Regions from separate parts of the Homo sapiens genome. Here region 1 is linked to region 2. A link is a loop called in an ENCODE intact Hi-C map of the cell type or tissue named here. Cell type or tissue: heart left ventricle. All regions are shown on one strand. Each heading gives the region's core, and the rest is flanking DNA. Links, peaks and the distances in the headings are about the cores only.

What was found. A loop is a pair of places that touch in the nucleus more often than their neighbours do. Peaks named below come from ENCODE experiments on the same cell type or tissue, not always from the same donor. Only the 100,000 strongest peaks of a DNase experiment are listed, where the experiment ranks them.
Region 1: a loop joins it to region 2, with 4 times the contacts of the local background. A loop is called at or near these places in 71 of 110 quality-filtered maps.

What each region holds. Positions count from the first base shown.
Region 1 is chr13:39,253,550-39,262,925 of GRCh38, forward strand. LOC107984579 (a long non-coding RNA gene) reads right to left here and starts at 7,614. Exons shown (of 3, transcript XR_001749843.1): 1 at 6,589-7,614; 2 at 3,441-3,532. In heart left ventricle, for the core only: no CTCF peak of the experiment used is centred there; no DNase peak of the experiment used is centred there; H3K27ac peaks cover 3,457 bases.
Region 2 is chr13:39,141,143-39,150,518 of GRCh38, forward strand. No RefSeq gene overlaps it. Among named protein-coding and RNA genes, the nearest start is that of NHLRC3, 110 kb to the left of the region's middle. In heart left ventricle, for the core only: a CTCF peak has its summit at 3,987; no DNase peak of the experiment used is centred there; H3K4me3 peaks cover 470 bases; H3K27ac peaks cover 429 bases.

The DNA.
Region 1 (9,376 bases), core at 799-8,798, 110 kb after region 2:
TTCATGAGGATGAAGTATTTGTCTGGTTTTGATCGTCACAGTGTATTCCCTGACATCCCTTAGCACACAGTAGGAACTTGGTAAATATAGGTTACGTGATGTATTAGTTATCTATTTCTGTGAACAAATTACCCCAAAGTTTAGCATATGAAAACACAAACATTTATGATCTCATCATTTCTATGGGTCAAAAATCCAAGGACAGCTTAGCTGGGTTGTTCCATTTCCGGTTGTCTCATGAAGCCCCAGGGTATCTTGGGGCTGCAGTTATCTGAAGATTGACTGGGGCTGGAGGAAGTACTTCCAAATTCACTTATGCAGCTGTTGACCAAGGCTTTGGTTCCTAACCACGTGGGCCTCTCCATAGGGTTATTTGTGATGAGGCAGCTGACTTTGCCAAGAGAAAGTTATGAGAGGAGAAAGAGAGCACGCTGTTTTATGATTTAATCTCTGAGTTATGTGCATACCATCATTTCTGCTTTTTTCTATTTATTAAAAGCATGCCACTAAGTCCAGCCTACATTCAATAGGAGGAGATTACATGATTACACAAAAGCATGAATACTTGGAGGCAGGGATCACTGGGGCTTTCTTAGAGGCTGACTACTACACATCAATAAATGAAGTACAAGATGTGATATTATTTATCTGTTTGACTAATTATGCACCTCCTGCTTCAGCTCTAAACTCTGGATTGAGTAGAATTTACATAGGCATGGAAAAGAACAAAGGGGTTCCCACTGGAAGAAACACTGTACAAAATAACAGAACATAAAAGGGCATGTTCTCTGCAGGGAACTATAAGTAGATCTCCAAGGGAACACAGGATACTGAATAGCACTCCTCCATCAGAGGACGTGTATAGTCTGAGCCTCATAGGTTCTAAGCCACTCACTAACTTTGAATGCAAATCAATGAGACTTTTCATCACCTGGTGGCCAGAACATTATCACTTTGATAGTTTAAATGGCATTGACCAATGTATTTGAATCAGGTACAAGTTTGAAGATTTTCTGGTTATTAAGGAGTTAGAAAACTAAAGAGCCCAATTTACTCAGTCAAAACATCCCATGACATCCTATTAAGCACAGCATTAAATTTCACAATTCATTATTACTATTTTAAAAGACAACAGTAAAGGAGTGTCAATAAATAAGTGTTCAGAAGTTGCGCAGACTGCTTCCCATACAAAGACTAAACTATTGGGCTGACAGCCAAGGTGTTTGCCTGTCTCTGCCCGTGACATCTAACCTCTTTGTAATCTAAGATGGGTTCTGTCCTGGGCAGCACGTACACAAGGAAATGCACCTCAAGGGGCGTTTTCCTCGTGCTGATTCCCTCTTACTGCTGTTTTTTCATCTCTATTACCCTAATGCCTTTGCTTTTGTTCTCAATTTTATATTCTAAACTATTGATTTCTGCTGCTAGGTCTTTTGGATGCTAAAACACATTTAATGAATCTACAGTTCCTGCCTAACATTCCTGGCTTTGCCTGGCTCAAATTCCTTCTAGCCAAAACTGCAGTCTAGATTTAGGCAGCTCTCTCTTTTTAGGTCCCTAGGAGTGGGAGGTGGAACTGATCTTCCTTTCTCCATGGGAATCCAGGAACTCTGCAGAAGATAACAACGGCTTCCATGATAAGTGTAAAGTGTGTGTGTGCACACGCATGTGTGTCCTGCACAAGTATGAAAGTATGACTTTCCACTTTTCTTGGATATCATCTACCCGGTTTATGTCTTTAGTACCTCTTAGGACTCACTCAACAATTTAAGTGTCAAGGCAATGTCACCAAAAACTTTATTTAATGTCACAACTCTGGCAGCTCCATTCTTGAATGATGAATCTTGTAAAGGCACTCCAAGCGTTTTTCAAAGAGAAAAGAGAAATGGAAAAATCTCAACTGTGCCCGCATAGAGGACTCTAAAGTCCAGGGCTAGGCCACAACATTTACTAAAGTCTACTGCGTGCTGGGCATTGTGCTAGGTGCATGGAGAAAGTAATAATGCCTTCGCTCAAAGGAAGTGAAGTCCAGGAGAAGACTAGACATCAGTGAAACAATCACACATATAAACATGTAAAGTCAGACAGCCACAAATTGTACAAAGACAAAATACCCTCATAGGAATGCAGAACTCTGCACATTACTGCAGCCTCTCAGAATACATGAAAACTGTGTGTGTGTGTGCCTGTAGACATGTGTGAGCCTACGTGCCCATTTGAAGTTGTACTGGGCCAGGAATGAGAATAAAAACATCGATAATTCAAAGATTCTCTAAGAGACAAGGAATTGGGGCCTGCTTGGGGCCTTCTTTTTGTCACTTCTTTGACACTCCATGGTATGACTAGAAATGCTGGAACCAGAAGCTAATTCAGAATTTCTTTGCTTGGGCTTGGCATGTGCTTGTAATGAAAGTGAAATTAGGAGTAGAGGACATGCAAATAAGTTTGCTCTCCATCAACCTTGACTTCCCAGTGCATAGGCAATAATAAAGTCACGGTGAAGGAAGTTTATAATAAAATTACTTCTCAAAACAGGTACGTTTGCTAAATAATGTGCCATTGAACCAGTTTTGTTGAATTCAATTATGTGATATTAAGTCGTGTGCTGCATGCAAGGCCCTGTTTTAAACATTCCTGTGAGCAAATGCGGAGGTTTACAATCACTCTCTGCCCTAAAGAAGCAATGATTTGAAACAGAATTGGCATCAGAACAAATTACTGTAAAGAACAATTCAACCCTACCAGTTAGTTTTAATAAATGTGTTTATCAAGTTTTTAATGGGGCCAAGTGGAAAGGCAGTGCCTTATGTGCAGCCTTGTGACATAATGGAAAATATAATTTCATAATGAGTTAATAATAAATGTGTATGGGCTAAGCAAGAGCACAGTTCATTTTAAAGACTCATTAAGTAGAAGATTTGACCGTGTCTCTGAAATGAAAGTGTGCACACACTGTTTCAAAATGAAGTGGAGTTGAAAGCCTGGGATTGCATTGCTTGATCAACTCTTCCTGGAAAAGCAACAGAATTTGTAACACTTGTTTTGTCACTCTTGCTTTACTCTTTAGAGAGTGATAAAATTATTAATGCTCTATTTTTTTTTAACTAAACAGAAACTTCTGTTTAGGACAGACTACATGGAAATGTTCAGGAAACTGATTTCTGCATAAGCATATGTGGCTGCCTCTAGGGCAAGAAGACTGGGGATATCACCATGGGCTCAATGTTCATTGTGAAGAAGCCTCAAGGAAATTGTACCTTATGATTAAAATTTTACAAATGACATATTTCACAAATTATAATGTTGCCAATTAAATGTACACATTTCTATGCAAACATGCATTACTTGAGTTGTTCTAAGCTCACACCTTTACAGCACTGTGCATATGTGTACTTGCAAATTTGAAACTAAGTAGTATTTCAAGGATACAAACTACTCACGAGGTGCAGTTAGAGGGCTTCTGTTGCAGGGAAGGCTTCCTGGGAACTTAGTGAGCATGATGTTTCTTAGGGAGAGCCCTTAGTAGCCACACCTGTGGAAGGGTGGGGACAGAGGCAGGCAGAGGGAGAAGTGAGTTGTAATGCAGGCCAAATGAGCTCCAGATGACCTCACTGGAAGCTATGAAGGTCAAATAACCCATCAGAGTTACTTTTGAGTTGAGTCAAAATAGCCAATGTTTATCCCTCTGCCTTGGTCAGTCATTGGATACAGACCACCTGGAAAAGGGATTTGACCTTGAGTGAGGGAGTTGTCTGCAGCCAACTGAGGCAATCCCAGAAAAGCCTAACAGGGGAAGCCTGTCAGCTGACAGCATGCCCAACAGGTGGGGGAACAAGTCCTTGAAGTGGGATCTAGGCCGTGTATCACGGTGTCCACATAGGCCATGTATCACAGTGTCCACAAAAGACCAGAGGCAGGTCCTGCTAAACAAGTGATCCCATGAATCTTTTCTCATGATTTAGCAGATCAGATCCCAGTACTGCTCACTGGTAATACAATATCCCAAACAGGCGGCTCTCATGCAAGGCCTCTTCTTCTCTGCTACTGAGAAACAACATGCAATCTTGGAAAATTTCAAACACAACACATCCAATTCAGGGGAGCACCAGAAAACCAGCAAACCTGCAGCAAGCGTGATGTAACTACAGTGTTGTACAAGCCACGACTCATGCATTAAGGTCAAAATGTAGATTTATTTTTGTCACTCCCTAACCCTTCCCAAAGTCTCCTCATAGCTCCAGGAACAAGCTCTACATTTATCCCACATTATCTCTTCCCTGCTCCCAAGGGTCTGTCCCTGACCAGGCAGTGCTCTCTCACACTCAAGGGTGCAGTGAATCTCAATCGGTCCACAGTCAGCTTTAGTTTTCTTAGGCAAGAATTGGGCCTCCTGAGGTTGCTACTGAGGAGAACACATTTCAAAGCTCTCCAAGTGGCTTTCCTAAAACTCTCCTCCCTAGGCTTGGAGCTGAACCACAGCACCCATTGCACAGCACAGAAAGGCTTTAGCTTTCTTCAAAGAAGTCTGTCTACGAGTCTCATCTCAAAGTTCTCCCTGGGACTTCTATCTCTGGTCTGGCTGAGGCAGTCAAGGGTTGAGTTGTGGAAAGGGGTCTTAAAACCGTTTGCTTTGGGTATCTGAATATATATGGTGGAGGCCTGTTGTATTCTGACTTTGATATCTTGATATCTATCCTGTGAGGCCTTGGTATCTCCTGAAGCAGGGAGGAGCCCCAGTAACACCTCCTTCTACACTATAATGAGTAAAGTTGCCAGTGGAATCTGGTGGTCAGTGAAGGGCTGTTGGACGGGCTGAGAGCTTGTGTTCAGATCCAGCTACCACATACAGAGTCTCTCCATTGCAATCTCCTTTCCGAGTACATGGAGTTCTTAGCTTCCATGCCAGCCAAATATCTTCTAAAGAATAATTTTCACTAAGTTAACATAAATAATCAGAGAAATTAATTGAATTTTTTCAAAAAAGGAAATTGTGATATTTTAGAAGTTTCTTTGAGCTCAAAAGTACTTTATAGAACATCTAAGTACACATCTTTATTTTATAAATAAGGAAATTGGTCTCCCAAGAGGTTTTTAAATCATCACTCATTTATTCAAAATATTATTTAGTGTGTACTCTTTGTCAAGTATGATACTGTGATATAAGAAATATATTTCACCTATAAGTGAGATCATGCAATGTTTTTCTTTCTCTGTCTGGCTTATTTCTTTTAGCATAATGTCCTCCAGGTCCACCCACATTGTGCAAATGGAAGGCTCTCTTTCTTTTTAAAAGCTGCATAATATTAGGTTGTGTGTAATGTACGTGACATTTTCTTTATTCATTCTTCCATCAATGGACATTTAGGTTATTTCCACATTTTGGCAATTGTGAATAATGCTGCAAGGAGCATAGGAGTGCAGGTGTCTTTACAAGGTGGTGATTTTATCTCCTTTAGGCATATATGCAGAAGAGAGATTGCTGGGACTTTCGTTAAATAAGTAAATTTTAGCTGTTCTTGTCATTTTGTTAAATAAGTAGATTTTAGCTGTTTTGTGTGTTCTTGCCATACACACAAAAGTAACTATAGGAGATAATATGTTAATCTGCTTCACTATAGTAACCACTTTACTATCTATATGTCTCCCATAACATGTAGCCCTCATATATATGAAATAAAATTAATTTTAAAAATAAAATGATACTAAAGAAGAAAAAATAGACATGTTTGTATGTATTTTGGTCTTGGTCCCCAGCTCCTGGCCTGAACTCCTAAAACCCTTGTAACTTCCTAAGTGATAAGAGTGATAGGAATATCTTTTATTATATTATTTGTTTTGTTTTGGGTTTTTTTTGCCTCCAATTTCTGAAACAGCTCTGGGGAGATAAAGGTGAAAGGAACAGCCTCTGTTGTTCTAACAAGCTCCTTTCAACCACATCTGAGGTTCTGTTCATCAGGCAACATCTGGAAAGCCCCTAAGCATGAGGCAGTGAGGAGGGGGTGGTTGCCAGGGGAATCAACCATGATTAAAGGGTTGGAAATTTCAGTGACATCCCCTGAACCCTGGGGGGAGGGAGAGGTGTTGAAGGCTGAGCTGATCACCAATGGCCAATGATTTAATCAATCATGACTATGTGATAGATCCTCCATAAATATGCTAACCAAAGAGGTTCAGAGAGCTTCAAGGTTGATGAACTAGAATGCATCTATTTGTGAAGAGGGTGACACCCCCAAATTCCACAGGGACAGAAGCTCCTGTGCTCAGGACACTTTTGGGCCTCACCCTGTGTATCTCTTCATCTGGCTGTTCATTTGTGTTCTTTAAAATTTCCTGTTTAATAAGTGAGTAATGGTATGTAAACTTTCCTTGGATTCTGTGAACTATTCTGGCAAATTATCAAACATGAGGAGGAGGTTGTGGGAACCTCTGACTTCTAGCCATGTCAGACAGAAGTTTGTGGCAACGTGGGGACTCGCTACTTGCAATTGACATCTGAAGTGGGGGGCAGTCTTGTGGCACTGAGCCCTTAACCTGTGAAGTCTGGGCTAACTCTGGGCAGTTAGAGTTAGAATTGAGTTAAACACTCACATTTGGCTCAGAATAAATCTCTTCAAATATTATCAGAGTTTGACTCTTTTCATCGACAATCCTTAGCTTCAAGATGTCAATTCTTGGTATTTGATTGAAATTCCTAATTAAGGAAAGACACATTCATTTCAGGACTTAATTCTTAGCTGAATGCCACCTTCCAGCAGACATTAAAGAGAAAGCTCTTAAAACTCTATAATACTGAGAAAAGTACTAGCAGAGATGAAGTGGTTACCTCAGATTCTGAAAATATTTTCTATTTAAGATACATTTTAAACTTCTTAGAAAATATGAATCACCAGATTTCTACATATTGCTATTGTTTATCAAGGCATCTGGAGAGGACTTTGTTAAAATCTTCTGCTTCCCTTAGTATTGTTAATATTAATTGAAACTTTTTGCAATAAAGTGCCAGTCATGAATATGTATTAGATGAATGTATACATGTCAATGGAACTCTGTTAGAAATGCACTTTTTTTCATTCATTGCCTGCTTTGGATGTTGTATAAAACAGTTTTCTGGGCTGATTATATGCAACATATACTGAGTTGATGAAATTGATTGGTATTTGCTCTTTTTCACAAGGAACTTATTTCAGCTAGCTAGTGAGGGTAAAACTATATGTATCTTTGCAAAACCATCCACATTTACCCTTTGAAACAGATTGTCTCAAGGATTCTGACTCCATCTAAGAATATATCCATATATTTGGAGCTATGCACCTTGGAATGTGTGACTTTCTGTCCACGCTTTGCTGGGAGAGCCTGATCTGAAGGGAATGTCTTAATGCAAGTGCAGGCTCAGTGATGTGCACTTGGGAGAAGGGAGGGGTCAGTAGAAACTTCTTGACAATGACAAGATGTTGAAATTTAAAAAAAGGATTTAAAACCACCGAAGTGTCTGGCCTCCTCTCTTAGTGAAAGTTGATTACCACAGATGATAATATTTAGTTATATTTTAGTTAAAATACTATTTAATTATTAATAAAATAGTAAGAAATGTGATTAAAATATGCTGGGCTGATAATATATTATTGGTTTCTGTTTCATTAATAATAATTTATAAAAATGGATGAATACATCATCTCAAATGAAGATATCAATTCCTGACACAAGAGGTTTCTTTATTCACCTTTGGCTGCTTCAAGGTTTAATAATAGAAAGCTAAAGAAACCAAGAGGACAGAAGACTTTTATCACCTTCTAAATTTAGGGCTTTGAATGATAAGGACTTTATGTGTCACAACACTAAACAATTTCACCTACAGAGTGCTACAGTGAAATTACCACTTATTTGGGGTCCCCGAGATAGCACATTTCATTTTTACCTTGTTTTATTTTACCTATTTCCTGGGAGCAGGCTTAGTCCTACAAGGGAAATACAAAAGCTCCCTTCACACTATGATATGAGAACTGTAAATAGCCCTGCCTGGGAAAACTGATCTTATCCAGAAAGTTTACTGGGCAGACATCTGTACTGTTACATTAACTATGACTACATAGAAAAGCTCCAGTCTAAAATGTGTAAATACCATCTGACCAAGGCCTTTGGGCCCTCCTCTCTCACTAACACCCTAGGAGACGTTATCCTCCACAGTTAAGATGCTGATTTCCTGATGATGGGATGGGAATGGAAAGAAACATGAAGGCCAATCCGAGGAAGCAGCCCGCAGATGAAGAGAAATCTATTTCCATTAATATTTGCTAGGGCCAGGCTTGCAGGGAAGAAACTGGGTTTTAGTAGTTTCTCTGCTGATCCGTACTCATTATCAGCTGTAACAGACAAAAGATGAAGATGGGAAAAAGAGAAAAAGAAATTTAAAAGATGCAAAGGCAAACCATCAATACTCAACTTTCAAGATACTACAAACCAGAAATTGTGTGAGGAGCTTCTAAGAGCTGCAGTTTCCTCTCTGATTCTGGAGAGAAGAACAGTTCAGGAGAGATCAGAGTATTTTCTCATTTAAAAATGATGTAGCAGTTGCTAACTCTAAAATATTGCTGGGAAGATAATGATGCTCATTTGCCTCAGAACCAGACAAAGTGAGATTGGACTCCAACAGGAGGACCCCACGGATCCTATACTGCTTTAGGTAATATCACAATTCCTATATTCCCTTAAATTTTATTTTATACTTTAAACACAAATGCCATTGAACATCATGTCTATTCAGAGCTCACTATTTTTCTGACTCCTCATCAAGCAGCAGAGTTAATGGATTTTGCAAATCAACTGCATCATATGGCAAAAAGATTCCTGAAGTTAGAACCAGAACTAGGCTTGGTTGATTGGTATTGATTATCTTTGTAACCTTTTGTAATTCATATAAACTCATTGAGTCACACATAATATGGTGAATATCCTTATCCACATTAAGGATTTTTTTTCATGAACATTAAGTTGGACCTGGTATTGAGCAGAATACTTAATAAGTTAAATACATTATGTTATAAAAGTTGGGTCCTCCCTAACTACAATTTAGCCTATAATCAAAGGCGGAACATCAGTCACTGACTCTGTCCTAGAGTGTGGGAAAACACTGGGAACATTATCAATCCATCCAAGTGTCCGAGAATAACAGAAACCCCCGCTTTCAAAAAACTCTTTAGAATGAAAAACGTCACATAGAATCACATCGGCATCTTTGAGGGGAGATTTTTCCTGCATATCCTCTTCTGAACAAATTAAGTAATAAAAAGTAAGGCAGATGGGAAATCAAAACTTCATCTTTATAACTAGAAGTGAAATTGGGAGATCATAGTTTAGTGGGAGAGCCTGGTATAGCTGC
Region 2 (9,376 bases), core at 713-8,712:
CTCATTGTTTAACTCCCACTTATGAGTGAGAAGGTGAGGTGTCTGGTTTTCTGTTTCTGTGTTAGTTTGCAGATAGTGATGGTTTCCAGCTTCATCCATGTCCCTGCAAAGGACATGAACTCATCCTTTTTATGGCTGCATATTATTCCATGGTGTATATGTGCCACATTTTCCTTATCCAGTTTATCATTGATGGACATTTGGGTGGTTCCAAGTCTTTGCTATTGTGAATAGTGCTGCAATAAACATATGTGTGCATGTGTCTTTATAGAATGATTTATAATCATTTGGGCATATACCCAGTAATGGGATTGCTGGGTCAAATGGTATTTCTGGTTCTAGATCCTTGAGGAATCGCCACACTGACTTTCACAATGGATGAATTATTTTACACTCCCATCAACAGTGTAAAAGTGTTCCTATTTCTCCACATCCTCTCCAGCATCTGTTGTTTCCTGACTTTCTAATGATCACCACTCTAACTGGTGTGAGATGGTATCTCATTATGGTTTTGATTTGCACCCAATACAGGAGCACCCAGATACATATAGCAAGTTCTTAGAGACCTACAAAGAAACTTAGACTCCCACATAATAATAGTGGGAGACTTTAACATCCCATTGTCAATATTAGACTGATCAATGAGATAGAAAATTAACAAGGATATTCAGCACTTGAACTCAGTTCTGCACCAAGCGGACCTAATAGACAGCTATAGAACTCTCCACCCCAAATCAACAGAATATACATTCTTCTCAGCATCATTTCGCACTTATTTTAAAATTTACCACATAATTGGAAGTAAAACACTCCTCAGCAAATGCAAAAGAATGGAAATCCTAACAGTCTCTCAGGCCACAGTGCAATCAAATTAAAACTCAGGATTCAGAAACTCACTCAAAACCACACAACTACATGGAAATGAACAACCTGCTCCTGAATGACTACTGGGTAAATAACGAAATGAGGGCAGAAATAAGTAAGTTCTTTGAAACCAATGAGAACACAGACAAAATGTACCAGAATCTCTGGGACACAGCTAAAGCAATGTTTAGAGGGAAATTTATAGCAATAAGTGCCCACAGGAGAAAGCAAGAAAGTTCTAAAATTGACATGCTAACATCACAATTAAAAGAACTAGAGAAGCAAAAGCAAACAAATTCAAAAACTAGCAAAAGATGAGAAATAACTAAGATATGAGCAGAACTGAAGGAGATAGAGACATGAAAAGTCCTTCAAAAATCAGTGAATCCAGGAGCTGGTTAAAATGTTATCAGAAATGTTGGCACACTGTATAAACTCTTCCATACCTTGCTTTTCTCTCTTAATGGAGACTGAAGTGCTTTCCATATCAGTACAGAAAAGCTTCCTTTTGCATGGCTGTATCATTTCCTACATATGGATGTACCATAATCTATTTAAGGAATTCCCATTCGATGGTCATTTATAGCAGACGTCTTTCTGCTATTGTTGAAAATGCCTCAATGGAAACCTTGTCCATAATGACTTAGTGCACGTGCAAACCAAAATTATTCTTCTTGACAAAATAGTTTAAAATTCCCTTCTCATCATGAAAAGGGGCAGAACAGGGAGGAGGCAAGTGTCAGAGAGAACATAGACAAAGTTTCAGAAAGCTGAGCTTGAAATCTCAGTGAACTGCAGCAGCAAAATCACAGCCACATGTTTCAGGGCCATTGGAGGAAAGCAAACATTGCAGAGAAACACACTAATAAAGACTTAGGACTAGAGATCTGTGTTTTGGAAGAAGACATTCTAAAGCATATCAGACCTCACAGGACAAAGCCATGTAGATCACAGAGAACACAAACTAAACCAGCAAGAACCATTCCCTTAGCTTCCATGGAAAAGGGCAATCAGCAGATCTTCAGAAGAATTTCAGACAGGGATCAGAAACTATATTTTGTGTCTAGCTTTTATTGTCAAGTATTGATATAGTATTTATAACAGATATTTTTAGATGCTTTATAAAGTCTGGAGTTCTTCTAGAGAAGCAAGGGCAAACAAATTCAAAAGCTAGCAGAAGACAAGAAATACTAAGATCAGAGCAGAACTGAAGGAGATAGAGACACAAAAAAACCCTTCAAAATATCAGCGAATCCAGGAGCTGGTTTTTTGAAAAGATTAACAAAATAGACAGCTAGCCAGACTAATAAAGAAGAAAAGAGAGAAGAATCAAATAGACACAATAAAAAATGATAAAGGGGATATCACCACTGATACTACCATCAGGGAATACTATAAACACCTCTGTGCAAATAAACTAGAAAATCTAGAAGAAATGGATAAATTCCTGGACATATACACCCCCCCCCCAAGACTAAACTAGGAAGAAGTCAAATTCCCAAATAGACCAATAACAAGTTCTGAAATTGAGGCGGTAGTAGCCTAACAACAAAAAAAAGCCCAGGACCAGATGGATTAGCAGCCGAATTCTTCCAGAGGTGCAAAGAGGAGCTGGCACCATTTCTTCTGAAACTATTCCGAACAATAGAAAAAGGGAGACTCCTCCCTAACTCATTTTATGAGGCCAGCATCATCCTGATACCAAAATCTGGCAGAAACACAACAAAAAAAGAAAATTTCAGGCCAATATCCCTGATCATCAATGCGAAAATCCACAACTTTTAAAAAAGTGGTCTGACTTTTTGCAATAATTGCAAAGCAGAGGGTTGGGTTCATTTTGAGGTTTATAGGGACATTTTAGAGACCCAGATTGGATATATAGTTGTTTCAACTGTAAACTCAGAAATTTATTAGCCTTACTCTTTTGTTTGCACTCTTTCCTCTTTCTTCCTTAGTTAAGGTACAAGACAAATGATTGCCAAGATTAAACAAATTGTGTTTGAGAAATAGCCCAACTACAGCATTGTCTTATTTCTATGAATGCTAATTTCTCATCTAACCCATTTATGAAATTGGAATTGAGGAGAGTATCATTTTAATGATTAGCATAACTCACTTCAGATAATCCTGAGTGTTTAAATATATTTTTTAAAATCTCCCAAAATATGACATCACCGACTCATTTGGATTTTGTTGACATGGTTTTATTCTAGTTAACTATTTCTGAAAGACTAAAGAGATAGCATCAAGTAAAGATTTAGCAGTATCATAGGCATGTTCACAATTAGTTTCTGAAAATTTCAGAAAGTCTCCAAAGGAGTTCCTCCAATTTTCCTTAGCTATCCAATCTTTAGCTTTACTTTCTCTTACTAACATGTGAATTAATTAATATAAATCAGAAAAACCAGGATCATGAGCTTGAATATTCAGTTCAAATTAGCTGGCAAAACTAATAGAGTCCTTGTGAGGGTTGGGAATTCTTTAATTATTCGTTTTAGTTGTACCTTTGACCATGGTTAATAAACCAAAGCAGGTTATCCTTCACCAGACACCTGCTGTTCACAAAATGGAGCCAAAACAGCAGGTGTCGGAGAAGGAGGAGGAACAGAAGGTACAAATGGGCAAGGCAGTCCAGACCATGAAGGATAAAGAGAAGAAGGAGCTAAAGGAGGAGGAGAAATTTTAGCAGTCTTTTTAAATACAGGAATTGTTTTAGGTCATCTTTTTTTGTTTCCTTCCTGAAGAGAAAGGACTTTATCAGAACCCCTTTTGGAAGTTTCCAAATACCGTTGAAAACAATTTTCACAATTGTTCTATTTCAGAGTCAGCTTTTTCTAATTGAGCATGCAAGTTAACTAATTTAGGCATTAAAGGTAGTGCATTTTGGCCGTTGTAATTTGGGGTCATCAGGAGTTATGTGTGATCAATTTTCTAAATATTTGCATGAAAATACACTATAGGTGTTAAACACAAATCTAGCTGATGTTTCTAATGGTGGGTCCTCGTTAAGAAGGAAGAGTTCATTTTAGATGCTCAGTTGCCCATAATTTAGTGCTTTCCTTCCTGCATGACCAAAATACTTTTGAGTCAAGTGTGCTGCTTGTGGGGATGGCTCCTCAAGGTGTCACCCTTGAGTCACTTCTTCCCTCTTAAGCGTCTCGGTAATCCCAAGAAACTTTGGCACTTTCCGCGCTAGTTGATCAATCCTTTATGTGTGCCAGCTGAATTAAGTGAGGCTACCTTTATGTTCTTCTTAGGGGTTTCGTATGAGACTATTACTCATCATGAGTGATTAACTCTGACATTCCCACTAGAACTAAACCACCTAAGGTACCATCTGGCAGCGAGAAATGGTGTCTCTTATCTTTGGGACTTATTTTGTCCTCACAGGGAGCCTGTTATACTTTTGGTTATTCATAAATAAAGTCTGGATTTGTCAATTGAACCAAGCTTCAGAACCTGGCCAGTTTTAAAGACTATAAACTTTTCCCGCAGGTCACAAAGATTCACTTCCTTTCACCACATCTTTTCAAAGGGAAGCTGTCTCTGTACCAAAATTTTGAACGACAGAAGGGTTGTAAAAACTCTAAGGAATAATTCAAGACAAATCTTAACTTCACAGAAAGTGAAAGCTAGAAATCTGCTATTAGAATCTCTACAGAATAACAAATGAATCTTCTACCTTGGAACAGAACTTCAATTCCAACCCCACTGAGTTAGGAAGGTACAGCTTGAATAAATTCTGAATCCTCAACCAAGGTGAGGCACCTTACCAGGGATTCCTGTTAACTCTGGTGAGGGTGGAAGATACATCAGTTGTGCTGGTATCAAAGATCTGGCTGCTGGTGAAATGACTGGGAAGGTCTCCTTCATAATCGCTAATTTGTCAACCTTAAATTAGGATTCAGGCAATATGATTAAATATTGAGTTTATTCAAGCACAAAGTCAGAAAAAAACCACTGGTAAGGACAGAGACTCCAAAAAGATAGGGTCAGTGCACCGAAGAGGAGACGCTTGAGGGCTGTTAATATAGGCAAAAGCTGGGGAAACTGAATAGGGTCTCAACATTTTCCATGTAAGGTTAGTGCATAGTTACAGCAATTTGATGGTCATAGGCAGTGTTTCATTTTGGGAAGGGAATATTAACATTCCACATTAAGGATGTAATGGTCAAGGGGTCTTTTACCTTAGCCAAGAAGTCTGCTGTCTCAGGTACCATCTGGTCTGAACTGGGACAAAAAGTAATAATAAGGAAGGGCAAAAGGTCGGTCATGCTTCGTGACTTGGTCTCCAAAGTCAACCTTGCTCAGTGCCTAACAACTTTTAGAAGCCCCAGACAGACAGATTATCCATTTTCTTTCATAATAAAGAGAAATTTGTTTTTCATAGAAATGCATTGTATGATTTATTTCAGTACAGTAGACAACAGTCTCCATTTGTTAATCTCACATTTCCCACAAGGAGGCAAAATTTATTGCCAGTCTGGTGAATGTTAAGGGGTTTTCGGTCTATAAAGGAAAATTTAACTAAGGGTTTCCCAGAAGACATGAGTATCAAAAATGAGAAAAGTTTTATGTAAAGTCTTTCTACAGGATATTTCAAAACACCACCAAAGTAGTCATCATGGGAAAAAAAATAAGAATTTATTGGACTGCATTAAACCAGTTTCATGATGTAATATTCTTTTTATTTTGAATTATACCCTGTGGGTATTGGGATGGGTTAGAGGGGTGTCCCACAATCTAGCCCAGAGCTTGGTAAAGGTCTTAATATGATCATATGTTGTTGAGTCATTATCAAATAGATCATTCCAAATCTACTTAACATTCTTAAAATAATAGTTTCCTTACAGAAGAAAGATATGGTTAGAATGCACATGGACTATGGGAAGAGCAAAGTGGGGCATTCAGACTGGCTGGGTGGGGTCAGGGCCTGTGCATAAGAGAGAAACAGACTCAAGGCAGTTGGGCACATTAGAACAGAGATTCTTCAGACCAAATGGTGAGAATCTTGTTCTCAATTAGCATATGTTTTAATGAAGACCTCTACTATGACCTTAATAAGAAATTTTGACTATTATTAAGAACAGGTTGAAGTAAAATTGACTTAGAAATGAATTTTCCAAAGAAACAGATAAAAATAAAACCATGAAAGATAAAAAGAATAAAATCATAGAATAATAAAATCATAAAAAGATCACCACAGGACCACAATTATTTCCAAACTATGGACTATAAATGCAAAGCCCTATCACCAGGATCTGCTTATGTAGCCTCCTTCCCTGAAGTTTCTTCCACCAGCACATAGCTATTGAATGCTTTAAAACTGAAAATGAGTCTCTCAGTTAATATCACTGTGAGGGTTTAAAATATAAGAATGCTAATATTTTATAGTGCTTATTATGTATGGACACCCTTCTAAATGCTTTATATTAATTTATTTAATGTTGACTGTTCAAGGTAGCTATCAACTATTATTATCCATTATACAAATGTGGACATTAAGGCACAGACAGAAAAAGCAATGTGCTGAAAGGCACACAGTTGGGAAGAGGCAGAATCACTAACTGGACCCAAGCAGTCTGAATCCAGAATCCACTTTCTTAACACTCAGCTTTCAGTAGGTGTAAGACATGTATAGTCTTTAGCAATCATGATAATATACTTTAGATTTTCTGGGTCATCTGGTTTTCAAGCATTCTGATCATTGAACCTAAATAAATTCTGATATTTTCAACATTTTTTGGTCACATACAAAATATGTTTGTAAATGTATGTAGAAGTTCAGTCACCAAATACTCCAATTTTAGATGTCCCATTAAAGCTAGCTCTATAGTTTGGATTATCTACCTTACACAAATAAAATATTTAGACTCAGCCCCTCTGGACCTCAGTCTCATCTTTTTTAAAGTGAGAATATTGCCTGCGCTTGTATGTTCATCACAGCACTATTCACCATAGCAAAGTCATGGAACCAACTTAGGTTGGAACCATCAACAGTTGACTGGATAACTACCACTTAGTCATGGAACCATCAACAGTTGACTGGGTAAAGAAAATATGATATATATACACCATGGAATACTACACAGCCATAAAAAATAATGAAATCATGTCTTTTGCAGCCACATGGATGGAGCTGGAGGCCATTATCCTAAGTGAACTGACTCAGAAATAGAAAGTCAAATACTGCATTTTTTCACATACAAGTGGAAGATAACCAATGGGTAAACATAAATAAAGATGGAAATAATAGACACAGGATTCCAAAAGCAGGGAGGCTGGGAGGGGAATTAGGGTTGAAAAATAAGCTATCATGTACAATGTTTGCTATTTAGGTAATAGATACACTAGAAGCCCAATCCCCACCAGTACTCAATATACCCATGTAACAAACATGCACATCTCCCCACTGTATTTACAATTAAATTAAACTAAAGTGAGGGTGTTGGACTAGATGTACTTCCAATGTCAAGATTACATTTAACATCTGTCAACTGGATCCAGGTTTAGTCTCATTTTTGCTGAAGTAGCATGTCATCAGCCTTCCAGGAAATGATTGTGAAAATCCATTCATACACTCTGAGGATCAGCACAGCACATTCCTAGAGGTAATTGCATTTGCTCAAATCAATGAGTCATTGGCCATTTGTAACTCTCCATGGGTTAATTACCAACACCATTGTTGAGACTGTAACATGTTTTGCTTGTGCTTAGAGAAATGTTTTTGTGGTTTCACTCTTAATTTGGCAGCGGCTGATACGAATTCAGACCACATATTATACTCATCGGTCTTTCACAACTGCCATTTCCCACAGGCAGCCTGATTATTCTACCCATGGAAACAGCAGAGAGCACCTAGCTTGTAAGATAGCAGATGAACAGTACTGAGTAAGCTTTATGTACTAAATGGGGCGTGAGGTTCATCGTGCTCACTATCACAGTCAAGAGGACTCGCAACAGGGAGAAGAAATAAGTCATTTAAATAAACTGGAAGAGATAAAAGAAGAGTTCAAAATCACTCAGCCAGTTAAAACCAATTTAACACCTTTGTTGAGTTGAGGAGCTTTCTGCTTAAAGTATTCTGGCAGATTAAATATCCAGACGGTAGGCAAAAAGAGAGGAAGTGACACCTATGAGTATTTGATATGTGCCAGACATTGTGCAGAGTCTTATAATAATAAAATAACAACACACATTTTTTTGTATGTGCACAATTCTAACTGCTTTACATGTCTTAATTCATTTAATCCTCACATCAACTCCAAGGAGTAAATATAATTTTTAACCCGATTTTTGTTGCTTTTAATTTTATAAGAAACATAAGAGACAGCCAATATTGACCTTACTTTTCAAATAAGGACACTGGGTCTCAGAGTTTGTAATTTGGTCATGGTTTCATAGGTAATAAATAACTAATGCAGAATTCACACGCATCTCCGTTGGACCTTAAAGTTGTGTTTTCCCTTGCCTTAGCAAGGATCCTGATACATTTGAAAAACTCAGCATTTTGTCATGTATCTGATAATTTCCAAATTGGAAGGGACTCAATGATCACAATCCTATTGGTTTTACTTCATAGAAAACCACCGGTTTCTTCAAATGATTAAGCTTAATGTCAAATGGTTAGCTGGTCTGAAACCTAGGTCCTTGACTTCTTGGTCTAAATCATCTCCTTTACTTCGGTGATTCCTAGTCCATAGAACTCACATAGTTCTAAAACAATGAGTTTCAACTTGGGGTGTGCATCAGAGAGTTTATCTGTGGTGCTTTTTAAAAACAGATTCCCTAGCACCACCATAGACCTACTGAATCCAAGTTACCTAGTGATCAACAAATATGTGATTCTGATGTGACTATAACTTCACTCACAGTTAATATAATTACATGCTCTAAGTTCCCAGAAATTCAATTTTAAGGCAACTTATTGCCATCAGAATTCCTAGGGGCTGGGTTTCAAGTCATACCAGGACTCCAACAGAACAGGCAAGTAGAGAAGGAAAGAAGTCGGATCAAATGCTACAGGTTCTGACTCAGAAGCAGAGTCGTAGAGTGGCCCTTGAGTGGAGTGGCCAGAAGCCCACGGGGGCAAGGTGAAGCATGGAGGCGGGATTTGGCTGTCTCAGAGGTCTTTAGGCAGTGAGATACTTGAAGTCAGGCAGGAGGCAACATTGCAGTTCTGCATAGTTGGAGTTAGAACAGGTCCCTAGCCAGCCATAGTGATCAAAGGAAGAGTTTCCATATTCTGAGAAAAGGGGCTGGCAAGGGGTACGGTAGTTAGCAGGACTTCAGTCACATAACCTAGGGTTTGGAGAAGGCTGTCAGCCCCATGGAAAATTTTTAGTACTAATAAGGATCCAAGCCAAAGCTCATTCTTCTTTTCTTCATTTAAGCATCCATTTCTTCATTTAAATATCTATTGATCACCTTTTAGTCCACTCACTAGAGTAGATGGCTTACATATTCCATCTCTGTAATGCTGATTATTCATTCTTTCTTTATTATCCAGAAA